Regions from separate parts of the Homo sapiens genome. Here regions 2 and 3 are each linked to region 1. The links are chromatin contacts, found by Hi-C or POLR2A ChIA-PET in ENCODE. All regions are on one chromosome and are shown on one strand. The core of a region is the stretch at or near the end of the contact, and the rest is flanking DNA. Distances in the headings are between cores, read along the strand shown. Region 1 overlaps ZC3H4 (zinc finger CCCH-type containing 4). Region 2 holds the start of ARHGAP35 (Rho GTPase activating protein 35). Region 3 overlaps ARHGAP35 (Rho GTPase activating protein 35).

The links. A loop is a pair of places that touch in the nucleus more often than their neighbours do. ChIA-PET counts read pairs that join two places held with the same protein, here RNA polymerase II (POLR2A). Pooled maps may share reads with other maps.
Region 2: a pooled map shows a loop between it and region 1 (2.7-fold over the local background). The contact joins the promoter of ARHGAP35 here to the enhancer-like site in region 1. A Hi-C loop is called at or near these places in 1 of 168 maps with a recorded cell type or tissue (mammary epithelial cell) and 7 of 50 pooled maps. POLR2A ChIA-PET finds 5 or more read pairs at or near these places in 3 of 52 experiments (WTC11, activated T-cell and naive thymus-derived CD8-positive, alpha-beta T cell).
Region 3: POLR2A ChIA-PET joins it to region 1 with 15 read pairs in BJ. The contact joins two enhancer-like sites. POLR2A ChIA-PET finds 5 or more read pairs at or near these places in 4 of 52 experiments (BJ, GM12878, HCT116 and 1 more).

The regions. Positions count from the first base shown.
Region 1 is chr19:47,077,959-47,081,058 of GRCh38, forward strand. The region is part of intron 11 of ZC3H4 (zinc finger CCCH-type containing 4); the gene reads right to left. Among named protein-coding and RNA genes, the nearest start is that of TMEM160, 31 kb to the left of the region's middle. Within about 2 kb of position 1,558, at least 8 of the 41 ENCODE cell types and tissues checked have a DNase peak (open chromatin) inside an H3K27ac peak, as active enhancers do.
Region 2 is chr19:46,859,438-46,862,537 of GRCh38, forward strand. It overlaps ARHGAP35 (Rho GTPase activating protein 35), which reads left to right and starts at 1,560. Exons shown (of 7, transcript NM_004491.5): 1 at 1,560-1,772. It overlaps LOC124904791 (translation initiation factor IF-2-like), which reads right to left. Exons shown (of 4, transcript XM_047439803.1): 3 at 1,620-1,883; 4 at 152-1,459. The coding sequence ends at 788. RefSeq lists a silencer at 1,329-1,868.
Region 3 is chr19:46,894,877-46,897,976 of GRCh38, forward strand. The region is part of intron 1 of ARHGAP35 (Rho GTPase activating protein 35); the gene reads left to right. Among named protein-coding and RNA genes, the nearest start is that of ARHGAP35, 35 kb to the left of the region's middle. Within about 2 kb of position 1,420, at least 2 of the 41 ENCODE cell types and tissues checked have a DNase peak (open chromatin) inside an H3K27ac peak, as active enhancers do.

The sequences.
Region 1 (3,100 bases), core at 308-2,807:
TCAAGTTTTGCTTTCAGAAAATATTGCTCTCTACAGAATTTACTTTTAACGGACTCAAGTACCATTATACTTAATCTCTGTTGGCTTCACAGGTGCCCACTTCCATGAAGCCAAGGGAGATCAAATATAATCCCAATGCCACTTAAAAAATTTTTTTTCCAGCCGTTGAAACTACATACAAAAAGCCCCCCTAAACTATCTCTATTTTTTTCATTATTTTTTATTATTTCCTAAAATTATGTTTGGCGATAAATGAGATATATTGTTAAAATTAATTTCACGAGGTAGGTGGCTTATTTCAGGTCAGGAGTTTGAAACCAGCCTGGCCAACATGATAAAACCTCATCTCTACTAAAAATACAAAAATTAGCCAGGCACGGACGGGCATGGTGGCTCACACCTGTAATCCCGGCACTTTGGGAGGCCAAGGCAGGAGAATCGCTTGAACCCAGGAGGCGGAGGTTGCAGTGAGCCGAGACCACGCCCACTGCACTCCAGCCTGGCAACAGAGCGAGACTCCGTTTCAAAAAAAACAAAAAATTAGCCAGGCGCATTGGTGCACACCTGTAACCCCAGCACTTTGGGAGGCCGGGGCGGGTGGATCACCTGTCGAGGTGGGTGGATCAGGAATTCGAGACCAGCCTGGCCAACATGGTGAAACCCTGTCTCTACTAAGAATACAAAACTAATCACGAATTTGAGACCAGCCTGGCCAACAGGGTGAAACCCTGTCTCTACTAAAAATACAAAACTCAGCTGGGCATGGTGGCTGGCACCTGTAATCCCAGCTACTCAGGAGGCTGAAACAGGAAATCACTTGAACCTGGAAGGCAGAGGTTGCAGTGAGCCGAGATGGTGCCATTGCACTTCAGCCTGGGCGAAAGAGTGAAACTCCGTCTCAAAAACAAACAAACAAAAATTAGCCGGGTGTGGTGGTGGGCGCCTGTAATCCCAGCTACTGTGGAGGCTGAGGCAGGAGAATCGCTTGAACCCAGAAGGCGAAGGTTGCGGTGAGCAGAGATCGCGCCATTGCACTCCAGCCTGGACAACAAAGCAAGACTCCATTTCATTTCCATTTTTTTTTTTTTGAGACAGAGTCTCGCTCTTGTTGCCCAGGCTGGAGTGCAATGGCACGATCTCAGCTCACCGCAACCACCGCCTCCCGGGTTCAAGCGATTCTCCTGCCTCAGCCTCTCGAGTAGCTGGGATTACAGGTATGCACCACCTTGCCTGGCTAATTCTGTATTTTTAGTAGAGATGGGGTTTCTCCATGTTGGTCAGGCTGGTCTTGAATTCCCAACCTCAGGTGATCCGTCTGCCTCGGCATCCCACAGTGGGGGGGTTACAGGAGTGAGCCACTGCGCCTGGCCAGACGCCACTTCAAAAAAGAAAAAAAAAGTAATTTCACCTGTTTCTTTTTACTTTTTTTTTTTTTTTTAATGTGGCTACTGGAAAATTTTAAATGAATGATGTGATTCTGTGGTGCTCCTGTGGGCAGCACTGGCCTGAAGCACAAACCTGGAGCCTCCAGCAGGGGGCAGTCCTCAGTCAGAGATCAGTGAGTCCTCCCAAGGAGCCGTGAGGCCTGACTGGCCACTGCTTCCCCTGTCAAACAGCTCAGACCCTAGGTATGTACTGATTACATAACCCTGGGGCATGCCAGGCGCTGTGGCTCACACTTGTAATCCCAGCGATTTGGGAGGCCAAGGTGGGCGGATCACAAGGTCAGTAGTTCGAGACCAACCTGGCCAACATGGTGAAACCCCGTCTCTACTGAAAATAGCTGGGCGCAGCGGCATGCGCCTGTAGTCCCAGCTACTCGGGAGGCTGAGGCAGGACAAACGCTTGAACCCAGGAGGTAGAGGTTGCAGGGAGCCGAGATTGTGCCACTGCACTCCAGCCTGGGTGACAGAGTGAGACTCTGTATCAAAAAACAAACAAAACAAAAAAACCCTAGGGCAGCAGGCTCCCCGGAGGGACTTGCCTTTTCCTACAGGCGCCCTGCCAACGAGGAATGGACATTCTCCTACGTCTGCTTGCATGGGGCTTCCCCTGCACCCCTCACAGGGGTGCCCCTGCCACCAGTTAACAAGACAGTCACTGACAGATGGACTCTGGAAGCCGGCAGATGTGCTGATGCCTTGATCCTTTCCACTGTCAAAAAAAATAGCCAATCTCCTAGAACCTCCTTGTGAACTAGAAGGCAGGAAAGCTTCATTTGAAAGGGCACCAGTTCCCGTACCCACTCACTCCCCAGATGAATCAGGAAACTCAGGACTGATGTTTGGGTATTTAACCCTAACCCAAGGTCCTCAGCCTGACTCCTCAGGGAGGACAACTGATGCCAGGATGAGTTTCAAATGTCACCTGGCTAGTGGGGAAGCCCTGACACCTCCCCCAAGGGAGCCTTCCCCTTTAGAGACCCCCAACTTCCCTCTATTTTCTCTAATGCATAATGGGGGCCCTGAGAGTTGCAAAGAAACGTTTGACTTTTCCACCAAAATACAATCCTTGCCTCGTCTTTGTGTATCTTTGGTTTTTTGTGGTCTTTCTTGGAGATGGCGTCTTGCTCTGTTACCCAGGCTGGAGTGCAGTGGCATGATCATGGCTCACTGCAGCCTCAATCTCCTGGACTCAACAGATCCTCCCACCTCAGCCTCTCGAGTAGCTGGGACCATAGGCATGTGCCACAATACCTGGCTAATTTTTTTTTTTTTTTTGAGACACAGTCTCACTCTGTTGCACAGGCTGGATGGAATGCAGTGGTGTGATCTCAGCTCACTGCAACCTCTGCCTCCTAAGTAGCTGGGACTACACGCATGTGCCACCACAACTAGCTAATTTTTATATTTTTAGTAGCAATGAGGTTTTGCCATGTTGGCCAGGCAGGTCTTGAGAACCTGGCCTCAGGTGATCTGCCCGCCTCAGACTCCCACAGTGCTGAGATTACAAGCGTGAGCCACCACACTCGGTTAAGTTTTTTGTATTTTTTTTTTAAGAGACGGGGTTTTGCCATGTTGCCCTAAGTACAACTGATCTGCCTGCCTTGGCCTCCCAAAGTGCTGGGATTACAGGCATAAACCACTGCACCCAGCCCAGC
Region 2 (3,100 bases), core at 310-2,809, 220 kb before region 1:
TTTCATGTTGGCCAGGCTGGTCTCGAACTCCTGACCGCAAGTGATCCGCCCGCCTCGGCCTCCCAAAGTGCTGGGATTACAGGCATGAGCCACCGCGCCTGGCCCTAAAAGTGCTACATTAAAAAAAAAAAAAAAGTCAATGGAAACATCCTTTAATATAAAAATCTTTATTAATGGAATAAACAAGCCCCTGTAATTTTATTTATCAACGCTTACAGAGCGCTTACTATGTATGCAATGCATGATTTCAAGAGCTTTGCAAAATATAATCTATTTAATTTTCACAGCAGCCCTACGAGAGAGGTACGATTATTATCCCATTTTATAGATGAAGAGACTGATGGCAGAAATGCCAAATGTAATAGGAAACAGCCTTTCTTCATGCATTCCACAAATATTGGCTCGGCGCCCGGGAAGCTCATCTTCCACGATCTGTACTTCCGGAGGAGTCCCAGAGGAACACCTCCTCAGTTCAGAGGAGTCAAGGGTTACAGCGGTGCCCTCTCCCATCACTACTCTTTTCCCTTCAGGCGCCCTAATTGACATTCGATTTGTAGCCATTTGCACAATGCTAAGTGACAGGCTTGGGCTGCACACAGGACCAGGCCGTCTTCCCTCTCCTGGGGATCAGTCGTTCACAGAACCAAAAACAAGTTGCATGGACGCGCGCGTTGGCTGCAGATTTTCTTCACAGCCAGGAGAAAGAGCACGCGCTCTCCAGCCCCGCCTCTTCTTCCGGGACGACGAATTGCGGGGCTCGGATTGGGCTGAGGCGGGCCACGCCTCCTCATATCCTCCAATCAACTCCCTCTCTGGTGCGCTCCCTCCTTCTCAGCCCCGCCCCACCGCCCCACGTTACGTCGCTCCTTCTGGCCTCCTCCGTTATCCCGGCGGCTGCGGCTCGCGCGGCAAACCCACCTCCCATTGCTTCCCATTGGCTGGTCAGGTCCCGCGCGAGCGGGATCGCGCCCTTCGCCCCCCACCCCCAAAACCGGGCCATGCCTCTCTCCTTCGGCTTTCTCCAGGAGCCAGCGCGAGGCAGTAGATCGGCTGCTTGAGACGCGCGCGCAGCTCCTGCGGACCACTCCCTCCGCCCTGCGCCAGCAGCTGCGCCGGCTGGCAGCCCCCCGCGCACGCGCGCTCGCCCATCCCGCTCCCTCTGCTCGTTTGCAAGTCGCCTCGCGCTCAGTCGCGACGGCGGCCGCCGCAATAGCGGCATTTTCGGGGGCGCACGCGCACTGCACCGTCCGCGGCCGTTCCTAACCTCAGGCAGCGGCTGTGGCAGTAAGCCCCTCGGGTGCGCACGCGCTCTGACCTCTTCCCACTGCCTCGCTGGTTGTCCCTTCGCGGCGCGCGCCCAGGGGCCGTTATACCCCTGCAACGGTCCACGCGCCGCGCACGCGCAGTAGCGAGGGGGCGCGCGCGCGGGAGCGGCCGTCGCAGGAAGGAGGTGCCGCCGCTGCCGCCATTGCGAGGGAGGGAGGGAGGGAGGGAGTGAGCGAGGCTGGTCCGCCCTCCCCCTGGTTGCCGCCCCTCCCCCCTTCCCCTCCCCGCCCCCCGCCCCGAGGGAGAGCCGCGGCGCGGCGGCAGGAGGAGGTGGAGGAGGCGGAGGAGGGAACCCGCGAGGGAGGGTCCGCCCGGCCCCCCGCCGCCGGAGCCGCCGCCGCCGCCTCAGCCGCCGCTGGACTAGGAGCAGGGGAACATGGCGCCGGGGCCCCCGTCGTTGCTGCCGGGATTTTGGAGGCCGGGGCCGCGCTGAGGGCGCCCAGCTGGTGAGTGCGCGAGCTCACGGGCCCCGGGCGGCGAGGCCGGGCGCCGCCCCGCTGCGGGGTCCAGGGGGAGGCGGGGACGGCGGGGCCCGGAGCCCGCGAACAATGGAGGAGCTGGAGGGGGAGGGGAGGAGCGGCCCCCCCCCCAGCCCCCCGGGCCCCGCCGTCCCCGTCGCTTCGCGCGTCGGCCCGGCCCGTGGGGCCCTCCTGCCCTTTGGACCTGCCCCTGCCCGCCCCAGCCCTGCTGTCCCCGCCGCCGCCCCCATCCCCGACCCGTTGGGATCTCGGTGTCTGCCTCGGAGCCTACCCGACTTCAGCCAACCGGTTCCCAATTCTGCGCCCCCCTTCCCCCTTCCACCCCTCCATAATGCCCTTCGCTCCTCCCGGGCTCTGCAGTGCTCCTGGGACCCATCTTCTCCTCATTGACCATTCTGCATCTCTTAATTGTGGCTCCCACTTTTGAGATCCGTGACGCTTCTCCCTCTTCTCGATTCTGCTCTCACCACCCTTCAGATCTGTCCTCGGCCCCTTCTTTGACCTACCTTCTGTGCTATTATTCCTGTCTCAGAATCTGTTGCACCCTGGGAGCTGTCCCTTTAGGACCTGCGGTTCCAACCCTTTGGAGATCCATCTGAGACCCCTGTTCGGCCAGGCACTGCTGCCCCAGGTCTTCCCCTTGGACTGAATCCCGTTCCCTCGTGGGCCCTACTACCCGCATTTCTTGTCTGCCCTCTCGCAGAGCCTGCTGCACCCCGGGATGCCCCTCGGCTGGCTTTCTGACCCTTCCGTGCCCCAGCTCATTCCCCTGATCCCCTCGGACTTGGCTGCACCGTGCTTGCCTGTTCCCCTTCTCAGCTCTTGTTCCCGTTTACCATTCAGACCCTTTCCTCTCTTCCAGACCTTTCTGCCTCTCAGCTCTGCCCCTTGCCCGACCTCAGATCTTGCTGCGCTCCCCTCACCTGCTTGCTTCTGACTCTGCCTTCCCGGGAAGCAGCCTCCTCCCCCTTCTCTGACTCTGCAGGTCTCCCATTTCTGCTATTCACTTAAATGATGTATCCCTAACTCAGACTGCCTTCAGTTTCAGCCCGTGTTCTCTTGGAGGTTTCCTCTCTTCCCCACCTCCTTTTTGGCACTCCTCTGAGCTACTGCATTCATTTGCTTCTCCTTTCTTTGGCCTGTCTCTCCTTCAGTTCTCTGCCTGAAAACTGCTTCCTGTCCCCTCTTTGCTCCAATTCCTCTCCTCCCCGTTTTAGCCCTTAGACATGCCCTTTAACCTCACTATACCTCTGATACCTCCCGGGCTGGTCACCCATCCCCTTCCTGTTCTGCAT
Region 3 (3,100 bases), core at 170-2,669, 180 kb before region 1:
TGATTTTTACTACAGGCATTTTAATTCCTTTAAATTTGAGACTGATTTTCTTCCCATAGTATTTAACTTATCATCATCCTTATAGGAGGGCCAGACCCTTAGGATTTATGTGAATACTGCTAGTTGGTAGGAAAGGTACTTTTCCTGAAGCCTTGAAAGAGTATTTCCAGAATAGTGAGCTTCATATTTTTTTGGTAACTTTTTTTTAAAGGTATACTTTCTGTGTAAATAGAAATGAATTTTTGCAATTGGATGAGGGGGAAAAAAGCTGAAATTTAAGGGCAAAATCTTTTTTTTTTTTTTTTGAGACGGAGTCTCGCTCTGTCACCCAGGCTGGAGTCCAGTGGCGCGATCTCGGCTCACTGCAAGCTCCACCTCCCGGGTTCACGCCATTCTCCTGCTTCAGCCTCCCGAGTAGCTGGGACTACAGGCGCTCACCACCACGCCCGGCTAATTTTTTTGTATTGTTAGTAGAGGCGGGGTTTCACCGTGTTAGCCAGGATAGTCTTCGATCTCCTGACCTCGTGATCCACCCGCCTCGGCCTCCCAAAGTGCTGGGATTACAGGCGTGAGCCACCGCGCCCAGCCGGGCAAAATCTTATAGCATCTTATCCCTTCTATGGTTTGGGAAATTAAGAAAAGTGCACGTTGGTGTTTTCTCACAATTTAATGCTCAGGCAAGTAAAATGATATCCTTAATTGCAAGTTACTGAAGTTGAAAGGCGACCATTTCCCATCAATTAGAAATGGTCTTTATGGTTAACTCTGGCAGAAATTCTGTTCTTCTGTGAGGCTTGGGTGATATCAGTAATCCTATTGAGGAGAGAGCATATTGAATCCTCTGACTTTGGGCAAATAATTTAGTCTCCAGGTCCCAATGCCCTTGTCTGTGAAATGAAGAGAATACTTACCCTTCCCGGGTGGATTTAAAAATCTGTGAGGAAGGCCAGGTGCGGTGGCTCATGCCTGTAATCCCAGCACTTTGGGAGGCTGAGGCAGGCGGATCTCCTGAGGTCAAGAGTTTGAGACCAGCCTGGCCAACATGGTGAAACCCCATCTCTACTAAAAATACGTAATTGGCTGGGCTTAGTGGCACATGCCTGTAGTCCCAGCTACTCGGGAGGCTGAGGCAGGAGAATCGCTTAAACCCAGGAAGCAGAGGTTTCAGTGAGCCAAGATCGCGCCACTGCACTCCATCCTCGGTGACAAGAATGAAACCCCGTCTCAAAAAAAAAGCTATAAGGAAGCCCAGCACAGTGGCTCACACCTGTAATCCCAAGCACTTTGGGAGGCCTAGGTGGGAGGATCACTTGAACTCAGGAGTTCAGACCAGCCTAGGCAACATGGTGAAACCCTGTTTCTACAAAAAATTAGCCAGGCGTGATGGTGTGCACCTGTAGTCCCAGCTGAGGTGTATCACCGGAGCCCGGGAGGTCAAGGCTGCAGTGAGTGGTTATTGCGCCACTGCACCTGCACTCCAACCTGGGCAACAGCAAGTCCCTGTCTCAAATAAAAGCTAAGAAGGCAAGTTTTGTAATAGTACTTTGAGCAGCATAAGGTACATATACAAAATATTGTGGGAAATATATTATGAAGTTTTGCATCTAGGTACATAAGAGACTGTTTCCCTCACAGTGGAGAGCTTTGGTAAAAGAGCAAGTGGATTAGAGCAGTTGTAGCTTCTGTTTTCTCCAGAAAGCTCACGCTGTGCAGCAGCTGTTTTTGTCCATTCTGGCTTTGCAGCAGTGCAGTATTGGGGTTAAGCCACGTGTGTGGGCCTCAGAGGCAGGCAGCTGGGGCCATACTAAGCCGGGTGATCTTGAACGAGTCTCTTGACCTCTGCAAGCCTGTTTTCTCATCTGTAAAATGGGGATTATAATAGTAGCTGCTCTGTTGGGTTACTGTGAGAAATGCTTAATATGGATTGTAGGGCATGATTTCCTATGGTAAGGTTTTTAGAAGTAATAATGGACCAGCTAAAAATGTTCAAGCATTTATCTACTGGGCATGTTGTCTTTTTTTCTTTCTTTCTTTTGAGACAGCTTCTTGTTCTGTCACTCAGTCTGGAGTGCATTGGCGCGATCTTAGCTCACTGCAACCTCCGCCTCCCAGGCTCAAGGGATCCTCCCACCTCAGCCTCCCAAGTAGCTGGGACTACAAGCGCATGCCACCACACCTGGCTAATTTTTTTTTTTTTTTTTTTGGTAGAGATAGGGTTTTGCCATGTTGCCAGACTGGTCTTGAACTCCTAAACTCAAACAATCCACCCGCCTCAGCCTCCCAAAGTGCTGGGGTTACAGGCGTGAGCCATCGCGCCCAGCCTTCAGCATGTTGTCAAAGGAAGTATGAAAATGACAACAACTGATGGCCCATTTTCATCAGTCATCCTGGAAATCAGCAAGAGTCAAGCTGCTTTGTGCACTTATTGGGGTGCACTTATTTTCTCCAAGGTGTCCATTTCATGAGGCATTTTTTGTTAATGGAAAGCTGGGTTAGCAAATGCAGTGATGAAGGGCCATAAGTATAGTTTTAGTAGTTGTTAACCCTTGAAGGTAGTGGGTTTATTTTGTCTTTTTTTTTTTTTTTACGACCTCCAACACTTTCTATTTATCTTGGCTTAATATAATACCTGAAAATGAATTTTAGTTAAGACTTAGAGATTTGTCTAAACAATCTCCAAGCAGGTTGAAAACTGAGACTTTCAAGAGCCAGGGGATTTGAGTGTATTCTGGATTAACTTGGTTCTTCATCTTTCCAAGAAAGGTAAACTGTGTTCTAGGCAGTTTTTGTAATGGGATTTTCAGGCTAGATCTTTAACCAAAAAAAAAAAAAAAGAGGCCCTACAGAAACTTAGAAACAGCCTTTACAGGGTCAAGGGGAGCTTTGACAAGGAAGAGGCAAAAATCTCTGCCCCATGTGTCAGTTGAACTTCTTCCACCTTCCCTCACCAGTGGCTACATTTCAGGGCTGAAAGGGCTTTGGAATCCTTTGCTGAGTGCTTTGGATGAGATTTGTTTTCAAGTTGCTTTTTAGAATTAGAGTGACCATTTACATGGTTTTCATTCCCAATCTGTGAATTCCAAAGCCTTATACCAGTCAC